Linked DNA regions of Homo sapiens: region 1 is linked to region 2. Evidence: chromatin loops called from intact Hi-C (ENCODE). Cell type or tissue: CD4-positive, alpha-beta T cell. All regions are shown on one strand. Each heading gives the region's core, and the rest is flanking DNA. Links, peaks and the distances in the headings are about the cores only. Region 1 has its middle 92 kb from the start of TEX13D. Region 2 overlaps SH2D1A (SH2 domain containing 1A).

Region 1 (8,504 bases), core at 138-8,137, 120 kb before region 2:
CCTCTGCCTCCCGAGTTCAAGCGATTCTTGTGCCTCAGCCTCCCAAGTAGCTGGGATTACAGGCGCCCAGCACCACACCTGGCTAATCTTTGTGTTTTTAGTAGAGATGGGATTTCACCATGTTGGCCAGACTAGTCTCGAACTCCTGGCCTCAAGTGATCAGCCCACTTCGGCCTCAAAACGCACTGGGATTATAGGTGTTAGCCACTGAGCCTGACCCTTTTTTTTTTTTTTTCTTTTTAGTAGAGATGCAGCGTGTCTCCCAAAACCCAAGTTCCTGAATATAGGTGACCTTCAAAGATAAACTGGACCACAGGATAAACACAATGTGGATTCTCTCTCTACTTCTTGCTTCTGCACCCCTTTGTTCCTGTGTTTCATTCTTCTTTCTATAGACCAGCTTTTTCTTGTCCATATGGAGAAAAACATGGTAGGTAACATCACCTGGGTTTTACATGTTATGGATTTGACCATCCACAGAGAGGAGCTGAGCTTTTTTTTTACAGTAGCTTCACAGTATTTTATTTTTTCTTTATTTTTTTTAAATGGACAAAATTGTATATACTTATGGCATATTAACATGATGTTTTGAAATGTGTATACATTATGGAATGGCTAAATCAAATTAATATATCCATTCCTTCACACACTTATATATTTGAGATGAGTACACTTAAAATCTATTCTCTTAAAACATTTTAAGTATACAATCCATTGTTATTAACTGCAGTCACTGTGTTGTACAATATATCTTTTGAATTTATTCCTCCCATTTAACTGAATTTTTGTATCCTTTGACCAACATCTCCCCAATACCTTACCACCCAGCATGTGGTTACCACCATTCTGCTCTCTGCTTCTATTAGTTTAACTTTTTTAGATTCAACATATAAATGAGATCAGGTGGTATTTATCTTCTCAGAGAGAGAAACTCCCTTCCTTCCTTCCTTCCTGCCTGCCTGCCTGCCTGCCTGCCTGCCTTCCTTCCTTCCTTCCTTCCTTCCTTCCTTCCTTCCTTCCTTCCTTCCTCCCTCCCTCCCTCTCTCTCTCTTTCTTTCTTTCTTTTTCCTTCTCTCTTTCTCTCTTTCTTTCTTTTTCCTTCTCTCTTTCTCTCTTTCTTTCTTGAGTTTCGCTCTTGTCGCCCAGGCTGGAATGCAATGGCATGATCTTGACTCACTACAACCTCCACTTCCCGGGTTCAAGCAATTTTCCTGCCTCAGCCTCCCGAGTAGCTGGGATTACAGCCGCGCACCACCATGCCTGGCTAATTTTTGTATTTTTAGAAGAGACGGGGATTCAGCATGTTGGCCAGGCTAGTCTTGAACTCCTGACCTCAGGTGATCCATTTGCCTCAGCCTCCCAAAGTGCTAGGATTACAGGCATGAGCCACCGTGCCTGGCTGAAACTTATTTCTTAATTTAAAAATCCCCTGGGAAGAGATTTCTTGGCTCAATTTGTGTTAGGTGTGCAGCCCTGGATGCATTCTCCTAGGGATCAACCTTTACTGACCCAATGCAACTTGCGAAAGAGGGATATAAAAACCATGGACAGAGGGCTGTGAATCTCACTGTAGAAACATGCCGTTCCCTCAGGCACTGAATGGATATAGAAGGGAAGGGAAAAGCCCTTGAAATAAGTATTGGGAATAAAATACCTGCCCACAACACCTTAACACAGCATCCCATCTGGTTTCTGCCAAGTGATCAGAATTGATACACGCTACTATTTGTCATCTCTGCCCTGGCTGCCTCCTATCAGTATAGGAAATTGATGTGGTATTCTCATTTGTACTGACTGTATTGGTCCAAGGAGAAGATCCTTATATCTGTCCAAGTTGCACACCCCACCCCCAACCCCCTTTCCCTGGCTTTGTAACGCCTTCCTGCTGTTATCCACTACTTCTTGACCTCATCCTGTATCATCCTGTAGGAGAACTCAGTCAACTGATTGCACTTCTAAGAAGCTTTTTCTAGACATGGTGCCAGAGCTGTTGTGGACAAGGAAATTGCCCTTGAGGAAGATGTGGCAGTTAGAGGAGTGAGGCAGGATGGCTGTGTCATCAAGAAAGTTTGTCCGACAATTTAGGCAGGACCTCACAGGGTACTGGTTAGATCCAGAAGCTGAATTTTGTCAGAGATACTTAGAGATCTGTAATCTCCTGGGCATAGACTCATGCTAACCAATGTAAATCACAAGGGATAGAGATATTAATACAAAGCTATAATTCCAACTTATTTTCAGGAGTACAGAGAACTATTAATCAGGCTGGAGTTGGCATGTCAGCTGGTCAGGCTAGACCTGAAAGAAAAGCTAAATGATAGCAGAAGATTGTTTATGGAGCAAGGAATGAAAACTAGGAGCAGTTCCTTGGATGATCTTAATGGCATCTGCCATTCACCTGTGACAGCCCCACCCTTGGGATAGATCAAAGAGGAGAGACAAAATACTCATATTTGTATGTGAAGATGAGCTCTCCTGGACTAGTTGAGCAACATGTTGAGAGTTTCTTGTTCTTTGACTCATTTTCTAGATCTCTATCCACACTTGCCTCTACTTTGGTTAACACATCTATCTTAAGCCTCAAATTATCAAGCTATTAGCAGTGTTACCTCAAAACCAGAGTTCTGAGAAAGGAACATTGTTCTGCAGGATGATAATTGATGTTTTTCAGTTAAAAATGTCTTTTACATGGTCGACATTGAGTTAAATAGGTTTCTTTCCCACAGGATGTCTGAGAGCCTTTAGTGAACCAATATACACTGTGAATTTCCAAAAGAAGGGTAGAACCTGCAAATTTATTTGACCACTTAGTTGTATTTTTCAAAAGAAGTTATGCTGAGTGAAACAAGCCAGGCACAGAAAGACAAATACTGCATCATTTCACTTACATGTGGAATCTAAAAAAGTTAAGCCCACAGAAGCAGAGAGTAGAATGGTGGTTACCAGAGGTTGGGATAGGGGGCAGGGATAGAGGTTGGGATAGGTTGGCATTAGAATGGGGAGATGTTGGGCAAAGGATACAAAATTTCAATTGGACAGGAGGAATAAGTTTTCAAGAGCTATTGTAAAGCATGGTTATCATAGTCAATAATAAAGCATATTTAAATTGCCAAAAGAATAAATTTTAAATGTTCTCACTACAAAAAAGTATATGAGGTGATAGAAATCCTAACTAGGTTAGTATAATCATTTCACAGTGTGTACATATATCAAAGCATCACCTTGTACCCCATAAATATATACAATTGTTATTTGTCAATTAAAAGTAAACATTTTAAAAAAGTTATGAGGGAGAATGTCTTAGTTTCCTATCTCTGCTGCACAAACTTGTTGGTTTAAAACACAATTTTTTATTTTACAGTTCTGTAGTTCAGAAGTCCTGAAATCAAGGAGTCAGCAGAGCTGTGTTCCTTCTGGAGGCTCTAGAGGGGAATCTATTTCCTTGCTCTTCCCAGTTGCTAGGGATTACCCACATTTCTTGGCTTATGGCCCCTTTCTTCATCTTCAAAGCCAGTGACAGCATATCATCTTCAAATCTCTCTCTCTCTCTCCCTCTCCCTCTCCTCCCCTCACCGCCTCTCTACCTCCCACTTCACTGCCCCTCCCTTTTGCTCTGTCATCATATCTCTACCTTCTGACTCTGATGCTTCTGCTTCCTTCTGTTATAAGGACTCTTGTGATTACATCTGTCCTACTAGATAATCCAGATAATCATCCCACCTCAAGATCTTTAGCTCAATCTCATCTGCAAAGTCCTTTTTGCCATGTAAGGTAACACGTTGATAGGTTTCAGGGATTAGGATGTGAACCTCTTTGGAGAGAGTTATCATTTGACCTACCACAGGGAGCAATGGGAAATACTGGACTATGGTATTAAACATGCTAATACAATCATACTCTACTAGGGTTATGCTAGTGTCAAACCTGATCAGATTTGGGGAGTTCCTGACATTTCTCAGATACCTCTTTAGAGGCTGGAGTTGGCTTCTACACTACCGACAAGATCTAATGTTCTCTACTGGTGGGGCAGTGGCAGAAGCTCCTGAAGGGAGAAGGAGCAAGGGCTTGTGCACTGAAGAAGGGGATTTTCCCCAAAGCTTCTTCTCAGAAACATACCCTTCTCAAAAAGACCAAAGTCATGCAGAAGAATTCCGTGGCAGTGGGTTAAAGTTACCTGTTTAATCGAAAGTAGAGATAACCTATCACTTTCATTTCAAATGGAAACCTGGGCTCCAGAATGTCTTAAATGACAGTGTTACCAACCTGGGAAACCCCCCGTTGACTGGTGAGCAAGAAAGTAAGGCTGAAAGCAGGCGATCTTTTTATGCCACCTAATGTATTTATGACAGGTGCTCTGCTGTGTTTGGAGAAATGGACACCCGAAGTTTTCGGCTTTCCTGCAGAGAATATGTGATCCCTTCTTTCTTTCTCTAAGGATATTTAACTGTATTTCATGATATGACAATAATAACTCTTGACTTTGATATAGTTTCTGCTAGGTCTGGGGTCCTCAGAACTGACTACATCACCAGAAATAAAACTGAAGACTAGATAGGGGTTATTGAGATCCCATTAAATACTGCCTTGGATAAGAACAGTAATTTCAGCTTAAGTGCTTGATTATGCTGAAGATTCTATTGCAGAGTATGAGTAACTTAGACTGAGAAATAATTCCTCATGTGGTTTTGGATCTGCTTGGGAAAATACATACCAGAGGTTTCCAGGCATCTCTTTCTTACCAAATCTCAATAGCATTTTCTTCACTCCCATGTTTTTCTCATCCCCACTGACACTGACTACCCTAACTTTTTATATTTTTTTAATATTTTGGCTTCAGTGGTCCAGCCTTATACTAGTTTTCCTTCTATTCTTTTGACCACATCTCTGCTTTATTTCCTGGCTCTTCTTTTTTCTTCTTTGTTATAACTGGATTCTCCTAAAGACATTCTCATGGACACTCTCCTCTTTATCTTTATATACTCTTTCGTCAATCCATCCATTAAACATTTAAAAAGTATTTAAATATTTATGTTTGGAGACCTGTATTGTGCTCTGGGGATAGATAAACGTATTAGACACAATCCTTGCCTTCTGGGAGCTCAAAAACTGGGGAAGGAGACAGAAAATCAATGAAAATAGTATAGTGTAATATTTAGTATGAAATATATAGGACATGTTTTATGGAACTCCATGGTAGGGGCATCTATATATTTCCAGTTGGGTTGCTTTCATCTAGAAATAACAGAAAATTCAAAATGATTTAAGCAATGAGGATAAATATTTCTGATAACAAGAAATGTAAAGCCACAGAGGTTCCAGAGTTTGTCAATTCAGTAGCTTAAGGACATCATTAAGAACCCAAGTGTTTTCCATCTTTTCATCTTTCTCATCTGCTATCTTAAGCAAATTCCTTTCAGGATTGCAAGAAAGCTGCAGTGGTTGCAGGCATCACATGTAGAAATGATAATGTTCACCAAAGAAAAAGGTGTTACTTGCAGTGAATTTGATTTTATGAAAAACCTATTTTTTTTTTTTTGAGACAGGGTCTCACTCTGTAGTCCAGGCTGGAGTGCAGTGACATGATCATGGCTCACTGCAGCCGCGACTTCCCAGGCTCAGGTCATTCTCCCACCTCAGCCTCCCAGGTGGCTGGGACTACAGGTGCATGCCACCATCCCGGCTAATTTTTTAAAAAAAATTTTTGTAGAGATGGGGTTTTGCTCTGTTGCCCAGGCTGGTCTCGAACTCCTGGGCTCAAGCAATACCGCCTGCCTCAGGCCTCCCAAAGTGTTGGGATTACAGATGTGAGCCATCGCGCCCCACTGAAAAACCTCTTTTTGAAGCCTCCACTCAACTTCTTTCAAGGACCCATTAACTAGGATTACCAATTACTGGCAAAGAGAATAAAGATGCCTTGATTGATTGGTTTAGATCAGGGGATCTCAGCTTTGGCTGCACGTGAGAGACACCTGGAGGGCTTTTAAAAAGCTCATGCCCAAGCATATCCTAGAGCAATTAAATCAGAATCTCTGACTGTGGACCCAGGGATCCACATTTTAAAAACTCCCCATCTGATTCCCCTGTGCAGCCAAGGTTGAGAACTATTGGTTTAGACCAATCCCTCTGATTTGTGTCTCTGGAGAGGGAAGAGCTCCCAGTCTCCCTTTAAGAACCGGAGTGACTGCTATAGGAGAAAATTGAGATTCTATACGCAAGGAAGAAATGAGGAATAGCTTTTTGGTGGGCAAATCACAATGTCTGCCACAGTGACTAATCAACATTCATGATTTCAGTTAGCATTTCTGTGAGGAGACTGATGCTTCTAGCTTTGACCTCGTCTGAGTTTCAACTGTTTCCTGGCATTTCTACTTGGATTTTTTCATCCACACCTCGATGTCAACTTGTTCCAAACCAAGTGTTCCAGCCTGCTGCCTCTCCTGATGACATTATTTTCATAACATGCTACTAGCATTCTCAGGATATTTCAGGCTCAAATTCTTGGAATCTTTTCTTCTCTGTCTCCTTTACGACTATTTAAAAAGTCGCCTCACCCTGTTTTCATTTTGTTTTCTGGAGATGTTTTTATTCCACTGTACTATATCCTCTTCCAGACTGGTTCAGACTGCCCTTGCAGCATTGTATACTTGCATTCTGTAACAGCTTCCTAGCTGGCTTCCTGATTCTAGCCTTAAACCTTTTCAGTTGATTCCGCATATCACTTGAACGAGTTTAGACATATTGTAGACATCACTGTAGACATAGTGCTAAGATACTGCTTTCATTATGTCACTCTGCACAATGCCTTTTGATGGTTTCCAAATCCTACCTGTTTTCAGGGTCCTCCAAATTTCAGGGTTTTCCCATCTATTAAGGCCTGGTTCCAGCCCTAGTTCCTGTAGGAGGCATTTTCCATTTACTCCAGACCTCTTGGATCCACACAGATCTTGGTTCAACTCCTGACTGTTACGTAACTACCTGTGTTTCCTTGGCAAGTTGCATATGCTTTCTGAGTTTTAGTTTCCTCATCAGTAAAGTGGGAATAATACTAGGTGTTTTTTTTTTTTTGAGACAGAGTCTTGCTCTGTCGCCCAGGCTGGAGTGCAGTGGCATGATCTCAGCTCACTGCAAACTTCACCGTCTGGGTTCAAGCGATTCTCGTGGTTCAGCCTCCTGAGTAGCTGGGACTGCAGGTATGCACCACCATGCCCAGCTAATTTTTGTATTGTTTGTGGGGATGGAGTTTTGTTATGTTGGCCAGGCTGGTCTCAAACTCCTGACCTCAAATGATTCCCCCTGGCCTTGGCCTCCCAGAGTGCTGGGATTACAGGCGTGAGCCAATGCCCCAGGCCACTAGTTTTCATCTCATAGGGTTATTATCAGGATTAAATGAGTTCCTTTTCTCCCTGCCTTTTTTCTGACATCTTATGTTGCCTACTTTTTAGTACATAATGTAGCCTTTTATTATCTAATGCCCTGTACCCTGGGCTCATTGTTTTTTGCATGTAAATATCTTTTCACTACAACTTGACAGACAAGCTCTTTTAAGGAAAGGCGCTGTACTTGCCACTTTTCTTGTGTGCCCTCCTGAATTCTGTTGTATGCTAAGCCCATATAGAAGGTATTCCACAATGTTTGTCCACTTTTTAAGTATTAAGTAGCACAAACAAAAAGTACTATAGGAGCTGGGAGAACAAATCTGTCTGCAGCTTAAGGAGATGGAACTTCTGTTCAGAGTTACTTTTTGCTGTCTGCCTTTCAGTCAGCAGCCTCCCTGCTTGGTTCCTGGCACTGAGTTTCAGGTGATCTCATTTGGATAGAAGAATCTCCATCCCAGTTTTCATTGCTTTCACTCTTGGAGCAAGGTAGAGATCTGACTTCTATGGCACTAAGCTTGCATTCAGTGGCCTGTTCATCATATCAGCAAAGGCTAATGTCTTTGTCTTCTGGTAGGGTAGGGTGATTTTCTCATTGGAAGCTCCATTTGGGTGTTGCTTTCTAAGTGTTACCAAAGTTGTTGCAAGGTGTTAATGCAAATGAGGATAAACAAAAGTGTGACTCTTTCTTGGAGAAAAAGGTATCATATATTTTGCTCTGTGGCTTCACATGGTTTTGGGTGTTTTTGTTGTTATTGTTTTGTTTACTTGTTTGATTCTCAAATTGTGATATTCCTCTTCCCTGTAACCCGTTTGAATTGGAATCTACATCACTGGGAGTTGGGAAAAAAAAGCCTTGGGCAGAGAATTAGAAGACCTGAGTTTGTTTGTAGCTTTAGCCAAGTTAGTCCTTCTTATTGTGCCTCAGTTTCCTCATTTGCAAAATAGGAATAATGCCTGCCCTGCCTATTTCACATTGATGTGGAGAGAAAAGATGACCAGCTGCATAAGCATGCTTAGGAAAGTGAAAAGCCTTTACAAATGTGAGGATGTATATATGTATGTATGTATGTATGCATGTATGTATTTATTTATTTGAGATGGAGTCTCGCTCTGTCGCCCAGGCTGGAG
Region 2 (8,504 bases), core at 372-8,371:
TGGCAAAGAACTTGAAATTATAACTTAACTTCATTTAGTGAGAAATTACAACTTGCATTTAGTTTTTGAATTCAATTGGATATGTGCCTTGGTGCCACATTTATCTTCATGATAACTTAGGCCACCAACATTATTTTCAATTTCCTGAATACAATCCAGTGGTAAAGTGAGCCTGAAAGCCAGCCTAGGATTGTTTGCCACATATAAACCACCGAATGGATAATTCACGGCAAATAAGCCAAGTACTGACTCTGGTTGACAATGTAAAATTAAAGTTGCAAGATTAGCCTGAAGATGTCATTTAGCTTAAGCAAAGGGGGAGTCTGGGTTGATCTCTTTCGGGCTCTCCCCACCTGGCCTCTTCCCTTCAGCTCCCTCCACTGCCCTCCTTCTCTCAGTGGACAGTTCTAGCTCCATGTCCAAGCAGATTCCCTCCCTTTTTGAGAATTGTGCTTTTGGAATTGTCTTAAAGACCAATTTGTTAATACATTCCCTCTAGTATAAGAGAGGGGCAGCACAGAATGGTGGTTAAGAGCCCAGATCTTCCAGCCAGATCTCTGGGTGTGCATCCCAGCTCTGACCCTTAACTAGCTATTTTCCCTTGGGCAGGTTACTTTAACTTTCTGTGTCTCAGGTTTCTTACCTGTAAAACGGCAGATGGTGATAATGAGAGTACTTACCTCACAGGGTTGTTATGATGATTATGACATGAGTTAATATTTGTAAAGTTAACATGTAATATGTGTTTTTTAATATGAATAAAAGCTCTATAAATAATTGTAATACAAAGTTAGAACATCATAAGTATACGTAAATAAAACTTGATATGGAAGTTCAGGGGAAGAAGTGGTTATATTTATTTTCATGACTCATCAAAATATCACATAGTTTTACCATCACACTTGAAGTTGAATGACTTTCAACTGTTTCAAAAATTAAAATTCTCTCTGAAAGAATAAAGTTTGGGCCATTGTAAGTTTGGAAAGCTCTTGAATCAGAGTATAGTCTCAAAAATAATGGCTTTGTGTAGGATACTATTCCTCTGGATATAAAAGTTCTGAAACGTTTGTTAAAAATCATTATAGTTGTGTCTTGAATTTTGTATGTAGCATTAGTTCGTATAGACGTAGAGGGCATAGGTACTGGCTTGCTTTATTTGAAATGTCATGAAGAAGTCAGATGTAGCTAAATGTTTTCTTTTGTGTAGTACTTGACGTGGTATAAAAAAGGAATTGATGTGGATTTGTCAGTTCTAAACCAGGATCTGTCCCCAACACTGACCCACTGAGAAAATAAGAAATAAGTCAGGTTGGTTGCTTCTTGCTTCTTGTCCATTTCTAACCTGGACACTTTTTTACAGTTAGGGACAACTTTTGATGAAATAAAGACAAATTTCAATATCAGCAGAGACTAGATTAACACATGCTTTATAGTAATTAAAATAAATTAAAGGCAATGATAAAACTCCACCGTTCTTTAACAATTATTCATGTTCTGATTTTTTTGGTGATACATTTTAAACTCTAGGATTATCAAAAAGTCCAAAAAAGCTTTAATGAGGGAAGGAAGTTAAAAGTACACTACATTGCTGGTTTGTCTGTATTAAGGGAGGGAGTCAGAGGAAATATAATCCTGAAGGGGATGTAACAATTTAAAAAAATGAATTACATTTTTATGAGTTGTGATTTGCTTAGGCTAGGTTTGTAAGGCTCCAAATTGTAATTCTGCTTGTTTTTCTTAAAAAATTAGTCACTTAAATAACTACATGAAAAAATAACATGCAAGAATGCATTTACGTTAGTTTAAATTTACTTCTAGTTTATATACACACAGGGACAGACAGTTTTGAATAGTTGTAATCAGAGTGGCATCCCCTTGTGCCCACTTTTTACACATACTGTCATTTTATTTTTTTATTTTTATTTTTTGTTTTGTGTGTGTTTTTTTTAATACTTTAAGTTCTAGGGTACATGTGCACAACGTGCAGGTTTGTTACATATGTATACATGTGCCATGTTGGTGTGCTGCACCCATTAACTCATCATTTACATTAGGTATATCTCCTAATGCTATCCCTCCCCCCACCCCAGGACAGGCCCCAGTGTGTGATGTTCCCCTTCCTGTGTCCAAGTGTTCTAATTGTTCAATTCCCACCTATGAGTGAGAACATGCAGTGTTTGGTTTTCTGTCCTTGCGATAGTTTGCTGAGAATGATCGTTTCCAGCTTCATCCATGTCCCTACAAAGGACATGAACTCATCCTTTTTTATGGCTGCATAGTATTCCATGGTGTATATGTGCCACATTTTCTTAATCCAGTCTATCATTGATGGACATTTGGGTTGGTTCCAAGTCTTTGCTATTACACATGCTATCATTTTATGTCAACATAGTCCACATACTTAAAGTTTTCTGGAAAACCTAAGACTCTAACATTTTTGAATTTTGGCATAAGATTTTATTTGTTTATTTATTTATTTATATTTTTTGAGACGGAGTCTCTCTCTGTCGCCCAGCCTGGAGTGCAGTGGTGTGATCTCAGCTCACTGCAACCCCTGCCTTCCAGGCTCAAGCGATTCTCCTGCCTCAGCCTCCTGTGTGGCTGGGATTACAGGTGCGTGCCACCACACCCAGCAGTTTTTTGTTTGTTTGTTTTGTATTTTTAGTAGAGACAGGGTTTCACCATGTTGGCCAGGCTGGTCTCGAACTCCTGACCTTGTGATCCACCCACTTCAGCCTCCCAGAGTGCTGGGATTACAGGCGTGAGCCATCGTGCCCAGCCAGCATTAACATTGTAAACCTTCACCTTTGACATAGAAAGTGTAATTTTGAACCATTGTTTCTGCTATAATTCCTTTATTTTTCCCTAATTTATATATTTATTTCTAAACTGGCAAAATTGTATATATGTATTGTGTATGACATGATGCTTTGAAATATGTATACATGTGTAATAGCTAAATTGGGATAATTAGCATATGCATTACCTCACATACTTACATTTTGTGATGAGAACACTTAAAATCTACTCTCTTAGCAACTTTCAAGAATACAATACATTGTTTTTAACTATAGTTGCCACGTTGTACAATAGATCTCTTGAACTTTTTCCTCCTAACCTAAATCTTTTATCCTTTGACCCAAATTTCCCAATCCCCACCCTGCACGCCCCTACGAGCCCCTGGTAGCCACCCACCATTCTACTCTTGGCTTGTATTAGTTCAACTTTTTAAGATCCCATGTATAACTGAAACTACGCGGTATTTGTTTCTCTGCGCATAGCTTATTTCACTTTACAAACTGTCCTCCATATTCATCCATGTTGTTGCAAATGACAAGATTTCCTTTGTGTTTAAGGCTGAATAGTATTCCATTGTGTATATACAACATATTTTCTTTATCCATTCATCTGTTGATAGACATGTAGGTTGATTGCATTATGTCTTGGCTATTGTGAATAATGCTGCAATATACATGAAAGTGCAGATTTCTCCTTGACATGATGATTTCATTTCCTTTTGATATATACCCAGCAGTGGGATTGCTGGATCATATGGTGGTTCTATCTTTAATTTTTTGAAGAACTTTCATACCGTTTTTTATAATGGCTGTACTAATTTATATTCCCACCAACAGTGTGCAAGGGTTCCCTTCTCTCTGCATCCTCTCTTGTTGTCTTGTTTTTGATAATAACCATCCTAACAGGTGTGAAATGATATCTCATTGTGGTTTCATTTGCATTTTTCTGATGATTAGTGAGGTTGAGCATTTTTTCACATACCTGTTGGTCATTTGTATATTTTCTTTTGAGAAATGTCTATTCTGGTCCTTTGCCCATTTTTATTTTATTTTATTTTTTTTGCAATGGTGTCTCGGTCTGTCGCCCAGGCTGGAGTGCAGTGGCGCGATCTTGGCTCGCTGCAAACTCCACCTCCCAGGTTCATGCCATTCTCCTGCCTCAGACTCCCGAGTAGCTGCCTTTGCCCATTTTTAAATGGGATTATTTGTTTTCTTTCTATTGAGTAATTTGAGTCTCTTATATATTTTGGATATTAACTCCTTATCATATGTATGGTTTGCAAATATATTCTCCCATTCTGTAGGTTGTCTCTTCACTCTGTTGTTTCCTTTGCTGTTCAGAAGCTTTTTAGTTTGTTGTAATCCCATTTATCTATTTCTGCTTTTGATGTCTGTGCTTTTGGGGTTATACCCAAAAACAATTCCCTTATTTTGAGCAATTATTCCTTATTTAGGGGTGCTTAGGTTAGTTCCATTTTTTTCACTATTAAAATAGGGCTAGTATGAAAATCTTTGTCAAATTGCGTTTTCCTCTTGACTTGTTTCCTTGGAGTGTATGAAGATAAGCAAGGTTATGCAGTCAAAAATATGTATGGTTTTATAGGTCTCGTTATATAACTTGCCAGTTTGAATAGCGATTTTCCATGGACAGGGACAGAGTATGTTTTGTTTGAAAAGGCATATTCAATATTTTAGTTTAATTTTATGTTACAAAATTACTGGTTTATAATAGAAGCTATAGAAAATAAAACTAAGAAATATTATTGGGGAAGAAAGGAAAAAATGGTTCAGAAACACTGTCCTGTGAAGACTGAAATGATTGACAAACCTTCAGCTTATACTAAAATAAAATTGCATTCTTAAAGCATAGACTGAATGACTACGGAGGAGGTGGCACAGAACTGCCCTGGGCAGGTGGAAGAAGCCAGGTTGACAACAGGGAAGTTGCCATCAATATTCCCAATGAGATGTGGGCATTCGCTTTACATTTTAATCAGTCCTTCTGTAACTTTAATGTTCATACAAATCACCTGGGCATCTTACTAAAATCCAGATTCTGATTTAACAGGTCTGGGTGGGGCCTGGAAGTCTACATTTCTAACAAGCTCCCAGGTGATGTTGATGCTGTTGTCCTGGGAATGCAATTTGAGTTGCACTGTTTTAGATCTCTTCCTTGTATGACATATTATAGTAAGAGTTGACTACAGGGGATCCTTGGTCAGTTACTTCAGTAACTTGAAAGTGAAAGATATAAACTGCTGGCCTATTTGAGGGGTGAAACAATTTTGCTCATTCAGAAATTGGAGGGGTTGTGGGGAGAAGGAAATTGTTAATATTAGATGAGTTAATCATGAGAAGTTTTATGTACCATTCACACCAGGTTGTTCAGAGACTGAAGGAGGTACGAAGTTTTGAAGTGGTACTCAGGTTCCTGCTACTTAACTGAAAGTGAGATAAGATCAGATTCGTTAGGAAACAATTCTCAAAACAGACTCATTTACTTTGACTAAATGCGTCTGAATGATAGTAGGGAGATAGAGTCATTGTATTTTTTAGAGACCCACTGTTTTAGAAAGTGGAAAACTTGTTGCTTACCATTCTGCTTATCTTGTTGCTGAGATTTTAAATAATGAATCTCCACATCACCCTTATGATACTGAATTATTGCCATTAATCATTTCTCATAGGGAAAATGGAACTAAGAACCTATGCTGTTTCACTGCTTCCATCTCCATTTTGCTATGTGGCTTTAAGAAAATCACTTAAAGGCTTATGTTGAGTTCCCATGGTGAAAAATGGAAATCAAAGCTCTTGCCTTGTTCCCCATAGAGTACTTGCTGAAGTTAGTGGGCTTTGAGGTAGATTTCAAGTGTTTAAAAAGACAAAAGACTTTAACATTGTAATATTGTATATTTATTCAGCATATTATATATAGGCATATATCAAGCTATTTTATATATGATCTAAATATTCTGGCAATCCTTCGTAAAAAATAAAACATCATATAATCCACATCAGTAGTTAAATTGACCTTTTGTTCAGTGTCACGAATCAAGTAAATCTGAATAGTGTGTTTCAGATTTGTTTTGGCCCTTTAGGTAATCAGTTCTGATGCATATTGATGAAAGATATAGTAATTTTTTTTTTTAGATGGAGTCTCACTCTTGTCGCCCAGGCTGGAGTGCAATGGTGCGATCTCAGCGCACCGTAACCTCTACCTCCTAGGTTCAAGTGATTCTCCTGCTCCAGCCTCCCGAGTAGCTGGGATTACAGGTGCCCACCACCACGCTAGGCTAATTTTTGTATTTTTAGTAGAAATGGGGTTTCACCATGTTGGCCAGGCTAGTCTCGAACTCCTGACCTCAGGTGATCTGCCCACCTCAGCCACCCAAAGTGCTGGGATTACAGGCGTGAGCCTAATTTAATTCACATATTTAAATACTTTTATTTCCAAAGGAGGTTAATGGTAAATGTGATCATCAAGTCAAGCATGACACTCTGCTTGTAAACACATTGATTTTAACCAGAGTTCAGTGCATGTCCTGGCTAGGTGTGGTGGCTCACACCTGTAATCCTACTACTTTGGGAGGCCTAGGTGGGAGGATAGCTTGAGGCCAGGAGTTCAAGACCGTCGTGGTCAACAGAGCAAGACCCTGTCTCTGCAAAAACTAAAAAAAAAAAAAAAAAAAAAAAAAAATTAGCTAGGCACAGCAGTGTGCAACTGTAGTGGCAGCTACTCAGGAGGCTAAGGCAGGAGGGCAAGGCTGCAGTAAGCTATGATCACCCTACTGTACTCCAGCCTGGGTGACAGAGCAAGACACCATTAAAAAAAAAAAAAAAAAAAAAAAAGCATGTGTCCTAACCAAAAGATCTCTATTGACCCAAACTTGTGCCCAAGAATAGCAATCAGAAAATTTATGAAATGAATGATTTAGATTCACATTCAATTGATTCACAATTGATTTTGATTCACATTCAAAAACTGAAACAATTCATTATAAAGTTTACCTTACTGTTTTATGAGGTAAAATTTTATTAGGCAAATTAAGTAGGATTACTATATATACTAAAATATAACAAATAATCTATATCCAGTACAGTGTGGGGATCAGGAACTGGGGATCTAGAATCAAATGGGCCTGATTCAAATCCCATTTTTGCTTCTTAATCTCTAGACTGATTTTGGTTACTTAACATCTCAAAGTCTCAGTTTCCCCATCTATAAAATAAATATTACAACATAAACCTAATAGGATTTTTGTGGGGTCCAAAGGAGATAATGCATGTGCTAGAAACTTAACTTTTTATCCTCCTAAATTCACACGTTTAAACCCTTACCTCCAATATGCTTGTATTTGGAGATAGGACCTCTAGGAGGTAATTAATGATAAATGAGATCATAAGGATGGGGCTGTAATCTGATAAATTTGGTGACCTTATGAGAAGAGGAAGAATGCATGTACAAAGAAGAGGTCATATGAGCACACAGCAAGAAGGCGGCTGTCTACAAGCCAAGAGAAGAGGCTTCAGAATGAAACATACCTTACCAGCACCTTGATCTTGGACTTCCCAGTCTCCAGAATTGTGAGAAATAAATTTCTGTTGTTTAAGCCACCCTGTCTATGGTATCTTGTTATGGCAGCCTGAACAGACCAATACAGATTTTGGTACTGAGAGGAGGAGTATTGCTGTAACAAATACCTAAAAATGTGGAAGTGGCCTTAGAACTAGGTAATGAGTAGAGGCTGGAGGAGTTTTAAGGTGTATGCTAGAAAAAAGCATAGACGGCTGTGAACAGAATGTTGGTAGAACTATGGATGTTGCAGGTTATTCTGATGAGGTCTCAGATGGAAATCAGCAACATGTTACTGCAAAATGGGAGAAAGGTGTTCCTTGTTATAAATGGTAAAGAACTTGACTGAACTGTGTTCTAGTATTTTGTGGAAGGTGGAATTTGTTGAGTAAAAAAATTGACTTTTTATCTGAGGAGATTTCTGAGCAAAAAGTTGAAGGAGTGGCTCAGTCCCTCCTGACTGCTTATGGTAAAATACAAAAGGAGAGAGATGAATTGAAGAAGGAATTGTTAAGCAAAAGGGAACTGGAACTTAAACATTTGGAAAATTCTGAGCCTTTATGTATTGCAATAAATGAGGAAGCTTGTTCTGGAGACAACACTAAGGGTGTGGCTGGACTATCTGTCACTACTTAAGATTACTTATGATGTTAACCAGCCATCTGAGCAGAAGTCAGGAATAGAGTTTGGAAAAAAGCAGCAGAAATATTACCAGTTTGGACCAAAGAGAACAGGACAGTATGGTATAGTTATTTGGCTGCAAACATGGTTTATCTTTCAAGAAAAGGGAAGAACGACCCTGAGGGTGATTCAGAGATAACCAGGGCTGCCATTCCTACTATAGGCCCAAAGTGCACAGGCCTGGAGGGTAAGGCTGCCTCTACCTTGGTTTCAAAAAGTGAGACTGACATCCAACAGAGCCACATAGGTGGGGCCATCACCCTAGCCAAAGGATGTGGCCACCTTACAGAGCTGTGGGGGTGATGCTGCTTTTCCAGTGAACCTGAAGGGCAGAATATTGAATCGAAGAGGATTATTCTTGAGCCTTAAGAGCTAATGGAGTTTGCCTTGCTAGGTTTTGGACTTGCTTGGGACCTGTGACCCCTTTATTTCTTCCAATTTCTCCCTTTTGG

Evidence for each region. A loop is a pair of places that touch in the nucleus more often than their neighbours do. Peaks named below come from ENCODE experiments on the same cell type or tissue, not always from the same donor. Only the 100,000 strongest peaks of a DNase experiment are listed, where the experiment ranks them.
Region 1: a loop joins it to region 2, with 2.1 times the contacts of the local background. A loop is called at or near these places in 1 of 110 quality-filtered maps.

Annotation. Positions count from the first base shown.
Region 1 is chrX:124,235,925-124,244,428 of GRCh38, forward strand. No RefSeq gene overlaps it. Among named protein-coding and RNA genes, the nearest start is that of TEX13D, 92 kb to the right of the region's middle. In CD4-positive, alpha-beta T cell, for the core only: no CTCF peak of the experiment used is centred there; DNase peaks (open chromatin) are centred at 3,577 and 4,267; H3K4me3 peaks cover 645 bases; H3K27ac peaks cover 549 bases.
Region 2 is chrX:124,353,978-124,362,481 of GRCh38, forward strand. All of the region lies in intron 1 of SH2D1A (SH2 domain containing 1A), which reads left to right. Among named protein-coding and RNA genes, the nearest start is that of SH2D1A, 12 kb to the left of the region's middle. In CD4-positive, alpha-beta T cell, for the core only: no CTCF peak of the experiment used is centred there; a DNase peak (open chromatin) is centred at 5,234; H3K27ac peaks cover 1,097 bases.